Regions from separate parts of the Homo sapiens genome. Here region 2 is linked to region 1. Evidence: read pairs that join two places in POLR2A ChIA-PET (ENCODE). Cell type or tissue: Panc1. All regions are shown on one strand. Links, peaks and the distances in the headings refer to the core of each region. The heading gives the core; the rest is flanking DNA.

Region 1 (7,341 bases), core at 1,335-6,334:
CTCCACATCTGTCTGTCTCTTCCTATCTCTCCATCAGTCTCTCCCTATGTCTCTCCACATCTTTCTCTGTCTCTCCCTTTGTCTCTCCACATCTCTCTCATCCTGTCTCTGTGTCTCTCCACATTTGTCTCTGCCTCTCCCTGTGTCTCTCCACCTCTCTCTCGCCCTGTCTCTGTGTTTCTCTGTGCATCTCTCTCCATGTCTCTGTCTGTCTTTGGGTCCTTGAAGCCAGGGTTCCACCTCCCTTGTGTTGCTGAAGCAGGGCCTGCCCTTAAGGTCCCCACTGAGGGCGCCTGGTGGGCCTGGAGCGTGGGAGGAGGGTCACCAGTGCCCCTTGCACAGCAGCGCATGGGGGAAACAGCATGGCTCATTCACTAAGAACCACGGGGTGGAGGCGGTGGCTCAGGCCTGTAATCCCAGCACTGTGGGAGGCTGAGGCAGGACTAGCACTTGAGCCCAAGAGTTCGAGACCAGCCTGGGCAACATGGGAAACCCCACCTTACTAAAAATACAAAACATTAGCTCGGCGTGGTGGTACACGCCCGTGGTCACAGCGTCTTGGGAGGCTGAAATGGGGGAATTGCTTGAGGCGGGAGGTCGAGGCTGCAGTGAGCTGACATTGCACCACTTTGGGTGCACACCAGCCTCGGTGACAGACCGAGACCCTGCCTCAAAAAGAAAAAAAAAAAAAAAAAAGCACCTGGCTCCACCGAGACCTCGACCGCGCTCAGCCTTGTCGCAGGCTCTGGTACTGATGGCAGCAGCGCTGTTCCCAGCAGCGGCACCCCAGGGCCCAGCCTGGCCACCCCCTTCATGCCTCACAGCCATCCATGGGGGCCATGCCTGCCCACTGGACAGAAGAGAACACGGGGCTGCTGGCTGGACCGTCTGGGCCTTGCGCCTGGCCCAGGCACTCATGCCCCTCTCCCGCCCATCCCGCAGGCAGGAGGCGGCACTTACAGAGTGCTCATCATGCTCCAGGCTCTGGGCCAGGACGGGGCTGAAGGACACGGGGGACAGGGCTCCTGGCTTCTTCCGCACCGCCCGGATCTGCAGGAGGGCCCGGAAAGCTGCGGCAGAAGGAGGGCTCAGATCAGGCCCAGGCGACACACCCAGCCCCGAGGGGACCCTCCCAGCCCCAGGGATCAACACCCCCCCCACACCATAGGGGTCCTGGGGTGACCCCGCTTCCAGATCACAACGGTCTTTTTTTTTTCTTTTAGTTTTAAGGAGCAGGAATTTAATAGGCAGGAAAGATGGGGGAAGAAAGAAAGAAGCAGCTCCCCTGTACAGAAATAGAGGGAGGGGGCGCTCCAAAGACGAGAGACAGAACTCCCGCAAACACAGTATTAATGAAATGGCCCCGGGCAGGAAACACAGCAAGGCCATGCAGTGCTGCCCAAGGCGGGGCTCCAGAGGGTGTTTCCAAGAGGCTGGTGGCCATGACCCCCAAAGCGTCACACCCCTGAAGCTCCAGGCTGCACCCGAGACAGGACGTGACTGCAAATCAGCAGTCCTGGCTGAGCCCAGAGGAGCTCTTGGCTGCAGGACAGGATGGCAGGCGGGGACATCACACTGGGGAAGCTGAGGTGGGGATGTCATGCTGTGGAAACTGAGACAAGGACATCATGCTGAGGAAGCTGAAGTGGGGAGTCACGCTGGGGAAACTGAGGCAAAAACATCACGCTGGGGAAGCTGAGGGGCACAGACAGCAGCCACTGGGAGCAGAGAAGATAAACCAGGACCTAGGATGCCCTGTCATCCCACAGTGCCAGTCCTGCTCACACAAGGGCCCCACAGGCTGCTGTAGAATGTTCCTGAGACACCTTTAGTGACGTGTGCAGGCCAGGAAACCGAACCACCAAACCACCAAACCAGCCACCTCCAACAAACCAATGCATCTGCCGTCAGCCCAGGGACAGGGCCTCAGGCCTCCTCTGTGTCAATTTCTACTGAGAACAGCAGTCTCTGCCCTCGGGCGCCTGTGAGGGGCCCCTCTACCGCCACGTCCTTGAGGCTCAAAGCCACACGGGAGCTCTGAACTCCAGTCTGATGGCCCCGACCCACTGACCCCACACACCTGAAGATTCCAGAATTGGACTCGGTTCAGGGCACCCTCCCTGGAAAGCAGCCCTGCTGTATCTCCAGCCACACAGCCACCCTGAGGCTCAGTCCTCAACACTGCCTGCCTCCTGGGCAGGCACAGAGAACCTTCCTAGACAGCCCACCCCTGCCCCCACTTCCTGGTCCCTGCCCCCGCAACTCTGTGGCTTTCAGACAGGAGAGGCCGACAGACAGCCTGGGCCGGCCCTCCCTGCTACAGGATCTGCCACAGGCTGGGCGGCCGGCCTCTCCCTCCAGGCCCCAGCAGCCTCTTCACTTACTCCTGGGATCTGGACACATCCAGTGACCCCATGGCCTGACTGCACAGACCAGCATCCTCGCACAGCCCCACGCCCGGCTTGGAGGTCTGCTGGCCTACTAAGCGCATGTGTCCTGCAGCTGCGCAGGCAAATCCCCAACTATGCTCCGGCCCCACCGCCAGGACCCAGGCCAGGGATCCCAGGATCCAGGGCAAGGGCCTACCAGTGGGATGTGCACTTTGACCTGGTCGTTTTTTCACCCTGAGAACATTCAGGTTGTTCCCTCTACTGGAAGACACTCAGAACGGGGCCCTACGAGCGGCTTTTCACTGAGGAAATGTCTGGAATGCTCTAGAAAACCCAATTTAATTCCTTGGTCAATTTTCTACCCAGCATACTTTGTTTTCACTTCGCTATAATTTTTTTTTTTTTTTTTGAAACAGGGTCTTCCCCTGTCTCTCAGGCGGGGGTGCAGTGGTGGCACAATCACAGCTCACTGCACCCTCAACCTCCCAGGCTCAGCCGATCCTCCCGCCTCAGCCTTCCAAGTCACTGGTACTATAGCCAACACATCTGGCTAACTTTTAACTTTTTGTACAGATGGGGTTTCGCCATGTTGCCCAGGCTAGTCTCGAACTCTTGGGCTCAAGCGATCCTCCTGCCTTGACCTCCCAAAGTGCTGGGATTATAGGTGTGATCTGCAACCAGCGTTATGCTAAAAATTTATTGAAATATTTTCTATTTTACCTTTAAAATAAAGATCTGAGCTGGCCATGGTGGCTCATGCCCATAATCCCAACACTTTAGGAGGCACGAGGACCACTTAACCCCAAGAGTTCGAGACCAGGCTGGGCAACATAGCAAGACCCTGTCTCTACAAAAAAAATTTTAAAAACAAGGCAGGGCCCTGTGGCTCTGCCTGTAATCCCAGCACTTTGGGAGGCCAAGGCAGGCAGATCACTTGAGGTCAGGAGCTTCAGACCAGACTGGGCAACAATGTAAAACCCCATCTCTACTAAAAATACACAAAATAGCCGGGCATGGTGGCACATGCCTGTAATCCCAGCAACTCAGGAGGCTGAGTCACAAGAATCATTTGAACCTGGGAGGCAGAGGTTACAGTGAGCCAAGATCCTGCCACTGTACTCCAGCCTAGGCAACAGAGTTAAGACTCTGTCTCAAAATAAATAAATAAATAAAAGTAAGTAATTAATTAAAAAGCGGTGGCTCGGCCAGGCGCGGTGGCTCACGCCTGTAATCCCAGCACTTTGGGAGGCCGAGGCGGGTGGATCATGAGGTCAGGAGATCGAGACCATCCTGGCTAACAAGGTGAAACCCCGTCTCTACTAAAAATACAAAAAATTAGCCGGGCGCGGTGGCGGGCGCCTGTAATCCCAGCTACTCGGGAGGCTGAGGCAGGAGAATGGCGTGAACCCGGGAAGCGGAGCTTGCAGTGAGCCGAGATTGCGCCACTGCAGTCCGCAGTCCAGCCTGGGCGACAGAGCGAGACTCCGTCTCAAAAAAAAAAAAAAAAAAAAAAAAAGAAAAGAAAAGAAAAGAAAAAAAAAGAAAAGAAAAGAAAAAAAAAAAAGCGGTGGCTCACGCTTGTAATTCCAGCACTTTGGGAGGCCCAGGAGGGCAGATCACGAGGTCAGGAGTTCCAGACCAGCCTGACCAACATGGTGAAACCCCATCTCCACTTAAAACACAAAAATTAGCCAGGCATGGTGGTGCAGGGCTGTAATCCCATCTACTCAGGAGGCTGAGGCAGGAGAATCACTTAAACCCGGGAGGCGGAGTTTGCAGTGAGCCGAGACTGCAACACTGCACTCCAGCCTGGGTGACAGAGCGAGACTCTATCTCAAAAAAATAAAATAAAATAAAATAGCCAGGCATGGTGGCTCATGCCTGTAACACCAGCACTTTGAGAGGCTGAGGCAGGCAGATTACTTGAGGCCAGGAGTTCAAGACCAGCCTGGCCAACATGGCAAAACCCCATCTCTAATAAAAGTAAAATATTAGCTGGCCATGGTGGCAGTTGCCTGCAATCCCAGCTACTAGGGAGGCTGAGACAGGAGAATTGCTTGAACTCAGGAGGCAGAGGTTACAGTAAGCTGAGAACTCGCTACTGAACTCCAGCCTGGGCGACAGCACGAAACTGTCTCAAACAAAAAATAATAAAAATAAAATAAGAATAAAGATTTCATTCACTCATCAATTTTCGTTCAGTTCATCTGCCCTGGAGCGCCTCTGTAGCCCTTTGTTCTGCAAGCCTTGCCTGGCTGGAGGCAGACGTGAAGATCTGAATGCCCCGTGCTAGCGTCCCTGCCAGCTCTCTCACGGTGACTGACTCCGACAGCCAACACGCCCACGTTCAGCACAGACTAGATGAATGACAACTCTTCTTTCTTAGCCATCAACGGACCTGTGGCCCCCTATCCCAGGACCACCGTGGTGTGGCCAGTCCCTAATTTCCAGAACCTTCCACAGAACAGCCGGCCGGGGAACTCACGCAGCCGGCAGATGGGGCAGTTGTTGGCCTGGTAGCGCAGCGTGTCGGCGCAGGAGGTACAGAGGCACAGGTGGCGGCAGGGCAGGATCAGCGTGTCCCGCAGGTCGGACAGGCACACCACACACTCGTTGCTGTTGTCGCTGTTCTCGTCGTCCGAGGGCTGCCGGGACAAGGGCTTGTGGGTCAGCAGCCTCCCAAAGGCCAGAGTACGGCTCCTGCTTCCTGTCCCCAGCTGTCCCACCCCACTCCACCCTACCCTGGGGGCTGTCATGACAAAGAGAAGTCCAGAGGGGAGGGGGAGGTTGCCCCAGAGCAGAATCACCAGGCTCAAATCCAGTGCAAACTCAGCACCTGGCAGAGGGGGAGGGTCTGTGCCCCTCACCCACCCAAATCATGAGAACATGGTCTCTTTCTGTTCTTCAGACCTAAAGAAAAAATGAGGAACAGATGCACCTAAGAAACACATCTTCCTGAGGGTCAGGGTACCCGTTATCTTTGGTTTAAAAAAAACCAAGTTAATGGTCAGGCGCGGTGGCTCACGCCTGTAATCCCAGCACTTTGGGAGGCTGAGGCGGGCAGATCACGAGGTCAGGAGATCGAGACCATCCTGGCTAACATAGTGAAACCCCGTCTCTACTAAAAATACAAAAAATTAGCCGGGCATGGTGGCACGTGCTTGTAGTTCCAGCTACTCAGGAGGCTGAGGCAGGAGAATGGCGTGAACCCAGGAGGCGGAGCTTGCAGTGGGCCAAGATGGCTGCCACTGCACTCCAGCCTGGGCAACAGAGCAAGACTCCATCTCAAAACAAACAAACAAAAAAAACAAAAAACAAGTTAATATGTTAGAAGTATTTTCATTAATGGCAGCTACCAGAAACCACATTAGCAACTGGACAAAAAGAAAGCCAAAAATCTAAAACAGGTGTCCACAAACTAGGCCTGTGGCCTGTTTCTATAAATAAAATCTTACTGGAACACCGCCACACCCACTCATTTTTATACAGTCCCCGCTGCTCCTGTTGTAATGGCAGCGTGGAGTCAGTGCAACAGAGACCATATGCCCGGGCGGCTGAAAACATTCCCTCTCTGAACCTTTTCTCAAAGTGGGCCGCCCCCTGGTATGAAACATGAATGCACTGACTTCCCTGGGTTGAGGCGAGGCCCGGCCAGGTGCTCCGCTCCCGCCACGTGGAGCTGCTCCAGTTGTCCTGGGCCCAGATGCCATAATGAAGCGGGCCTGTGAGACTTTCCAAGAGATCTTAAGAGGCAGGAGTTTCACTCATGTCAGTGTGCCTTTTAACAAGTTCATCGACCAGGCGTGGTGGTCTCAGGCCTGAAATCCCAGCACTTTGGGAGGCTGAGGCAGGCAGATCACTTGAGATCAGAAGTTTGAGACCAGCCTGGCCAACATAGTGAAACCCCATCTCTACTAAAAATACAAAAATTAAAAATTAGGCTGGGCGCGGTGGTTCACGCCTGTAATCCCAGCACTTTGGGAGGCCGAGGAGGGTGGATCACAAGGTCAGGAGATCAAGACCATCCTGGCCAACATGGTGAAACCCCGTCGCTACTAAAATACAAAAAATTAGCCGGGTGTGGTGGCGCGTGCCTGTGGTCCCAGCTACTCAGGAGGCTGAGGCAGGAGAATCGCTTGAACCCGGGAGGCGGAGGCCACAGTGAGCCAAGATCTCCCTGCTGCATTACAGCCTGAGCAGCAGAGTGAGACTGACTCAAAAAACAAAAACAAAAAAAACTAATTTCATCCCCTGCTACATTCCCTGACTGGGGTACACCACGGCTTATTTGTCAGGCACCAGGACTGGTTCTATGGACATACAGAATAAGCATCCCTCCCCCAGGAGCTGCAGGGACGTGCTGTCTCTGGGGAGGCGGGCAGGAGCCGGGCAGCAGGGTGCCACACACCTGAGCCTAGAGGGTGAGACACTGGCCCCCATTCCTGGGCTGCCCTGGGGAACCTGGATGGCAATTTACATCAGAAGCTAGTGAATTTGCTGGAGAAAGGATAAAATGTTCCCTAAACTGTTAGCTTTAAAAAAAATTAAGGAAAAATGATGTTGTCTAGCGGGTCTAGGACTCCAGGGGAAGGCATGGAAGGGAACCGGCAAGCATTGCTGTCCGCGGCTGCTCCTGGTGTGGGCTTCTGTAATGGCAGAGGGAAACCTCACCCAGATACACACCTTGGTCTCCTGGTTGTTCTTGTTCTCAATGCCATAGATCTCCTGCAGGAGGTAGCTGACCCGGTCCACCTGGAGAGCAGAGAGGGGCTCACTGGGCCCTCGCCAACTGCCATATGAGGGCTCCTCCATACCCACCTGGCCTAGCCCTGCCTCCAACTTACCAGGCTTCCATACCAGGGGTCAGTCCAGCTCAACCCCTGGGGGCCAGGAGAAGGGCAGGGAAAACCTGCTGCTTGCCCCCACCCAACCAGCAGCACCTGGAACAGGG
Region 2 (6,171 bases), core at 1,172-6,171, 130 kb after region 1:
CTCTGTCACCCAGGCTGGAGTGCAGCAGCGTGATCACCAGGCTCACTGCAACTCCAGCCTCCCGGTCTTAAGCGATCCTCCCACCTCAGTCTCTGGAGTAGCTGGGACCACAGGCACGTGCACCACACCCAGCTAATATTTTTGTATTTTTTGTAGATACCGGGTTTTGCCATGTTGCCCAGGTTGGTCTCAAATTCCTGTGCTCAAGTGAACTGCCTGCCTTGGCCTCCCAAAGTTCTTGGATTACATGAGTGAGCCATTGCGTCCAGCCAGAAAAATGAAATATTTTGGAGAGGGCCGTGAAGTGGTGTGTCCTAAGACTTGAACCCAGTTCCAGCTCACTACATTTCTGGTTCTCACTGGCTCTCAAACCCTCCGCTACTCAGTGGGCTCCAGAGATCAGCAAGTTTTCACCCAGTACATAGCATGGTAATGTTCACGTTGACTGTTCTATTTGACTTTTACTGCATGGGACACTTGGGACCAACCCTTTGCCTACCCTAGGCCCTACCCCCTCTATGACCCCTCCTTAGTTTCCACAGGTCCTTCCTCTGGATCCATCCTAGAGCCCCTTCCCTTCCCAGTGGGTCCTCCTGCCTCAAATTTGCACCCCCTCCACACTGTCAGAATGATTTGTCTAAAACATGAATCCTGGCGGGGTGCGGTGGCTCACACCTGTAATCCCAGCACTTTGGGAGGCCTAGGTGGGAGGATCACTTGAAGTCAGGAGTTTGAGACCAGCCTGGCCAACATGGTGAAACCCTGTCTCTACTAAAAATACAAAAATTAGCCAGTTGTGATGGTATGTGCCTGTAATTCCAGCTACTTGGATGGCTGAGGCAGAAGAATCGCTTGCCAAGAGGCAGAGGCTGCAGGGAGCCAAGATCGCGCCACTGCAATCTCTGTCCCAAAATAAAATAAAATTTAAATAAAAATAAAAACAAAGATAAATAAATAAAATACGGATCATGGCTAGGTATGGTGACTCATGCCTGTAATCGCAGCACTTTGGGTGGCCAAGGTGAGAGGATCACTTGAGCCTAGGAGTTCAAGACCAGCCTGGCAACCTAGTGAGACCCTGTTTCTATTTTAATATAAATTAATTAATTAATTAAAATAAAACAAGAATCTAGTCATATTACTCAGCCCAAAATTCTCAACATTACATCACCCACTACCTACCCAATAGGATACAGTCTAAATTCCACAGATTGGTCTATAAGGCCCTCATGTTTCCTCACCCTCTGCCCTCCTCTTTCATATCCTACCACCCAACCATACAGAACTGCTTGCATTTCCCCACACACTCTGTGTTTCATTTCTCTGCAACTTTGCATTAGCAGCTCTAACTACTTGGAGTACCCTACCCCACTTCTTTCACCTGGGGAATCCTACACATCCTTCAAGCCCCAACTTAAACGTCCTCCTCTCTGAAGCCTTCCTTGTTCGGGCACTCCCTCTCCTGAACTCTCAAAGCACTCTGTTTTGACATCTTGAACATAAGCTATTATATTAGTCTCCCGTGCTGGACTGTGTGCGCTTTGAGGACAGAGATGGGGCTTTATTCCATTTTGTGTATTTCCAGGCCTAGAACAGGACCTTGCTTGGTCAAATGAGTAAATGAATAAATATTCTAGATCTGTGCTGTCCAATACAGTAGCCACAAGCCATATGTGGCTACTGAGCCCCTGAAATGTGACTGCTCCAAATTGAGATGTCCTGTAAATATAAAGTACACACTGCATTTCAAAAACAGTGTGAAAAAAGAGTAAAATATATCATTGATAATTTTTTTTTTTGAGACAAAGTTTTGCTTGTCGCCCAGGCTGGAGTGCAATGGTGTGATCTTGCCTCACTGCAACCTCCGCCTCCCAGTTGAAGCTATTCTCCTGCCTCAGCCTCCCGAGTAGCTGGGATTACAGGCGCCTGCCACCATGTCAAGCTAATTTTTTGTATTTTTAGTAGAGACGGGGTTTCACTATATTGGCCAGGCTGGTCTTGAACTCCTGACCTCAGGTGATCTGCCCACCTTGGCCTCCCAAAGTGCTGGGATTACAGGCATGAGCCACTGCGCCTGGCTGATAATTTTTTATGTTGATTACTGAAACAATATTTTGCATATATTGAGTTAAATGTATTATTAAAATTAATTTCACCTGTGTCTTTTTATACTTTTAATGTGGTTACTGGGAAATTTTTATTTTCAAATTTTTATTTATTTATTTTTTTAGAGACTGAGTCTAACTCTGTTGCTCAAGCTGGACTGCAATGGCGCAATTCTTGCTCACTGCAGTCTCAAACTCCTGGGCTCAAGTGATCCTCCTGCCTCAGCCTCCTGAGTAGGTGGGACTATGGGCATGAGCCACCACAGCTGGCTAATTTTTTAATTTTATAAATTTTTTTGTAGAGATGGGAGACTCACTATGTTGCTCAGGCTAGTCTCAAACTCTTGAACTCAATCTCCCAAAATGTTGGTATTACAGGTGTGAGCCACAGGGACCAGCCTGGAAATTTCTGGATTACATATGTGCTGGTCGCCCAGCCTTCTATTTGCCTCTCTTGGTCTAAACCATTCTCCACACTGTAGTCAGATGATCCTGTGAAATGTCAATCGAATCATATAAGTGGCCACAAACACTGAATTAAGCAAACACTGAACCACTGCTTCTGGGGGAACAACCTAGGTTCCTGTGAGCCTGTGGACACAACATTTTTGTCAACCAATCAATAACCTTGTTTATAGGTGTTTCTGTTTAAAGGCAACTTAGTTAATATACACTGTTGATTCAGTGCAATTGAACTCAATTGCCTGCACCAAGCTAACTGAGCACAGCTGTTTTCTCTATAAGGCAAATCACCACCTTCTTGCACTGAGGAATGCTAGACAGCACTTCTGCACAACACTAAGGGCCATTTTAAACACCAGAATCACCAATAAAAAGCGTAAAAATAAATGAGAAAAAGATGACACTAAATAGACCAAAAAGGAGACTTGTAGGCAGCGCTGCCCTATTATTTTTAGAGACAGGGTCTCACTCTGTTGCCCAGGCTGGAGTGCAGTGGCACAATCCCAGCTCACAGCAGCCTCGACCTGCTGGGCTGAAGGGATCCTCCCACCTCAGCCTCCCGAGTGGCTGGGATAGAAGGCGAGTGCCACCATGACAGCCCAGTGTTGCCTTATTTGACCTCAGTGGAGAATGTGCAGGATCGTTATGTCCATGAATGAATGAGAAAGCACCACAAGTATTGATTTTGGGATTAGAAATAAATGTTAGTGAGTAGGCAAATTTGCAAACACAAAATCCATAAATAATGAAGATTGACTGTAACTCTACTGCTTAAAACTCTTCAAGGGCTTTAAATTCCACTTGAAATAAAATCCAGGCCGGGCGCGGTGGCTCACGCCTGTAATCCCAGCACTTTGGGAGGCAGAGGCGGGCGGATCACGAGGTGAGGAGATCGACACCAGCCTGACCAACATAGTGAAACTCAGTCTCTACTAAAAATACAAAAATTAGCCAGGCGTGGTAGCAGGTACCTATAGTCCTAGCTCCTCAGGAGGCTGAGGCAGGAGAATTGCTTGAACCTGGGAGACGGAGGTTGCAGTGAGCCGAGATCGAGCCACTGCACTCCAGCCTGGTGACAGAGCGAGACTCCATCTAAAAAAAAAAAAAAATCCAAACTGCAGACAGGTATGGTGGCTTATGCCTGTAATCCCAGCTACTTGGGAGGCTGAGGCAGGAGGACTGCTTGAGCCTAGGAGTTGTCACAGTGAGCTATGATCATGCCACTGTACTCCAGCCTGGGTGCCTGATCAAGATCCTATCTCAAAAAAAAAAGAAAGAAGAATCCAGAGTTTTATTTTATTTTGAGAGAGTTTTGCTCTGTCTCCCAGGCTGGAGAGCAGTGGTGTGATCTTGGCTCACTGCAACCTCTGCCTCCTAGGTTCAAGCAATTCTCCTGCCTCAGCCTCCCGAATAGCTGGGATTACAGGCGTGTATGCCGGGCTAATTTTTGTATTTTTAGTAGAGACGGGGTTTCACTGTGTTGGCCAGGCTGGTCTCAAACTCCTGACCTCAAGTGATCTGCCTGCCTCGGCCTCCCAAAGTGCTGGGGTTACAGGCATGAGCCACCACGCCTGGCCAGAGTTCTTAAAATGACCTACAAATCTCAACATGACTTGGATCCAGCCTGCCCCACTGACATCCTCACCTTTCTGACTCTCTCACCCAAGGCAATCCCTCCCTCTGGAATGCCCTTCCAGAATAGAATGTCTTTTCAATTTCATGCCCCTGCCTCAGCATCGCCTCCTCTGAGAGGCCTTTTCTAACCAACCTGTCTAGTGGCACCACCCCGTAACTCTGTTAGGGCGTCCCTTCCTCTCCTTCACAGTCCTGGGCATTTTGTGGTTTCCTTGTATACTGTCTGTAACAAAGGAAGTACCTGAGCAAGTAGCCACCCAGTGGGTTCTTCTTCCTGGCTGCCCAGATAGAGCCAATGTATCAAGACAGGGGAACTGCAATAGAGAAAGAGTTTAATCCACACAGAGCTGGCTGAATGGGAGACCAAAGTTTCATTACTCAAATCAGTCTCCCTGGAAATTCAGAGCCTAGAGTTTTTAAAGGGTAATTTGGTAGATAAGCTGCCAAGGAGTAGGGAGTGCTGATTGGTGGGGTGGGAGATGAAATCACAGGGTGTTGAAGGATGCAAGAACTGGTTGAGTCAGATTACAGCTCTAGGTGGCCTTGGCTGGTGCATCAGACTGCAGGGTCAGAAAAACACCTAAGAGTACCAATCTTAGGTTTTACAATAGTGATATTATACCTAGGATCAACTGGGGAGGTTTAGAATCTTGTGGCCTCTGGGTGCATGACTCCTAAACCGTAATTTCTTTCTTTCTTTCTTTTTTTGAGATGGAGTCTCAGTCTCTTGCTCAGGCTGGAGTGCAGAGGCATAATCTCAGCTCACTGCAACCTCCATCTCTCGGGTTCAAGCAATTTTTGGGCTTCAGCCTCCCTAGTAGTTGGGATTACAGGTGCGTGCCACCATACCCGGCTAATTTTTGTATTTTTAAATAGAGACATGGTTTCACCATGTTGGCCAGGCTGGTCTCAAACTCCTGACCTCAAGTGATCCACCTGCGTCAGCCTTCCAAAGTGCTGGGATTACAGGCGTTAGCCACTGAGCTGGGCCCTAAACTATAATGTCTAATCTTGTAGCTAACGTGTTACTCTTACAAAGGAAGCCTGGTTCTCAGGCAACAAGGGGGTTTGTTTTGGGAAAGGGCTGTTAACTATCTTTGTTTCAATATTAAACTATAAACTAAGTTGCTCCCAAAGTTAGTTCTGCCTATGCCTAGGAATGAACAAGGACAACCTGGAGGTTAGAAGCAAGATGGAGTGGGTTAGGTCAGCTCTCTTTCACTGTCATAATTTTCTGTTGTAATTTTTGCAAAGGCAGTTTCAAGCGCAGGGACAGTGACCGTGTGGTTCAAGGTTTTATGTAATGCACCTCCCAAACTCAATAAATATTAGTCGCATAAAAGAAAAAATGCAGCCCTGGAGGAAGATGCCCTGCCCTGTTGCTGGCATGAGTGAAGAGGAGGCGCTCACAGGGACGGTTCTTTCCCTATTCTCCAGCCTCGTGTACATTGGGCAAACAGGCCCCGACCATCCCACGTGCTCAGCCCCAGCTCTAGGCCAAATCGCCTCCGCTCCCACTGACGTCATCACGGCGCATCACGTGCCTCCCGAGACCCCACCCCCCACCGTGACGTCCCGGGCCTCGGCCCTGGTCCAAAGTCTACCCGCCTCCTTGTGACAGAAGTGCGACTGCCAGCTGCCGAGGCGTTCGGTCCTGCTGTTGCGGCCGCTGCCCCAGGGCTGCGGGGACGGTGAGTCGACTGGACGCATTCGGAGACGGCTTCGCGCGGGAGCCCTCCTCCCCGGGGGAAGGGTCTGGGCGCCAGCTCTCCTCAGGTCGGGGCGTGACCTCGGACCGTGGCGCCCCCTCCCCGCCCCCGCCCGCGGCGCCTGGGCGGTGCATGCCGGGCACCGTAGTCCCCAGCCTCTCAGAGCGGGTTGTGGTGGGGGGGGTGACCGGGCGGACTACAAGTCCTAGAAGCCTCTGGGCGGTGGGGTGGGCGGTGGGTTGGGGGGTTTCGTTGTGCGC

What was found. Peaks named below come from ENCODE experiments on the same cell type or tissue, not always from the same donor. Only the 100,000 strongest peaks of a DNase experiment are listed, where the experiment ranks them.
Region 2: POLR2A ChIA-PET joins it to region 1 with 12 read pairs; 4 of 35 experiments call an interaction of 5 or more read pairs at or near these places.

The regions. Positions count from the first base shown.
Region 1 is chr16:4,671,192-4,678,532 of GRCh38, reverse strand. MGRN1 (mahogunin ring finger 1) reads right to left here. Exons shown (of 17, transcript NM_015246.4): 9 at 7,074-7,142; 10 at 4,876-5,035; 11 at 961-1,070. MIR6769A (microRNA 6769a) reads right to left here and starts at 7,215; the gene lies at 7,143-7,215. RefSeq lists enhancers at 1,670-2,292, 4,288-4,875, 4,876-5,465. In Panc1, for the core only: no CTCF peak of the experiment used is centred there; no DNase peak of the experiment used is centred there.
Region 2 is chr16:4,538,424-4,544,594 of GRCh38, reverse strand. It overlaps CDIP1 (cell death inducing p53 target 1), which reads left to right and starts at 5,822. Exons shown (of 6, transcript NM_013399.3): 1 at 5,822-5,893. It also overlaps a transcript of C16orf96 not described here. RefSeq lists a silencer at 5,906-6,171. In Panc1, for the core only: no CTCF peak of the experiment used is centred there; a DNase peak (open chromatin) is centred at 5,754; H3K4me3 peaks cover 647 bases; H3K27ac peaks cover 910 bases.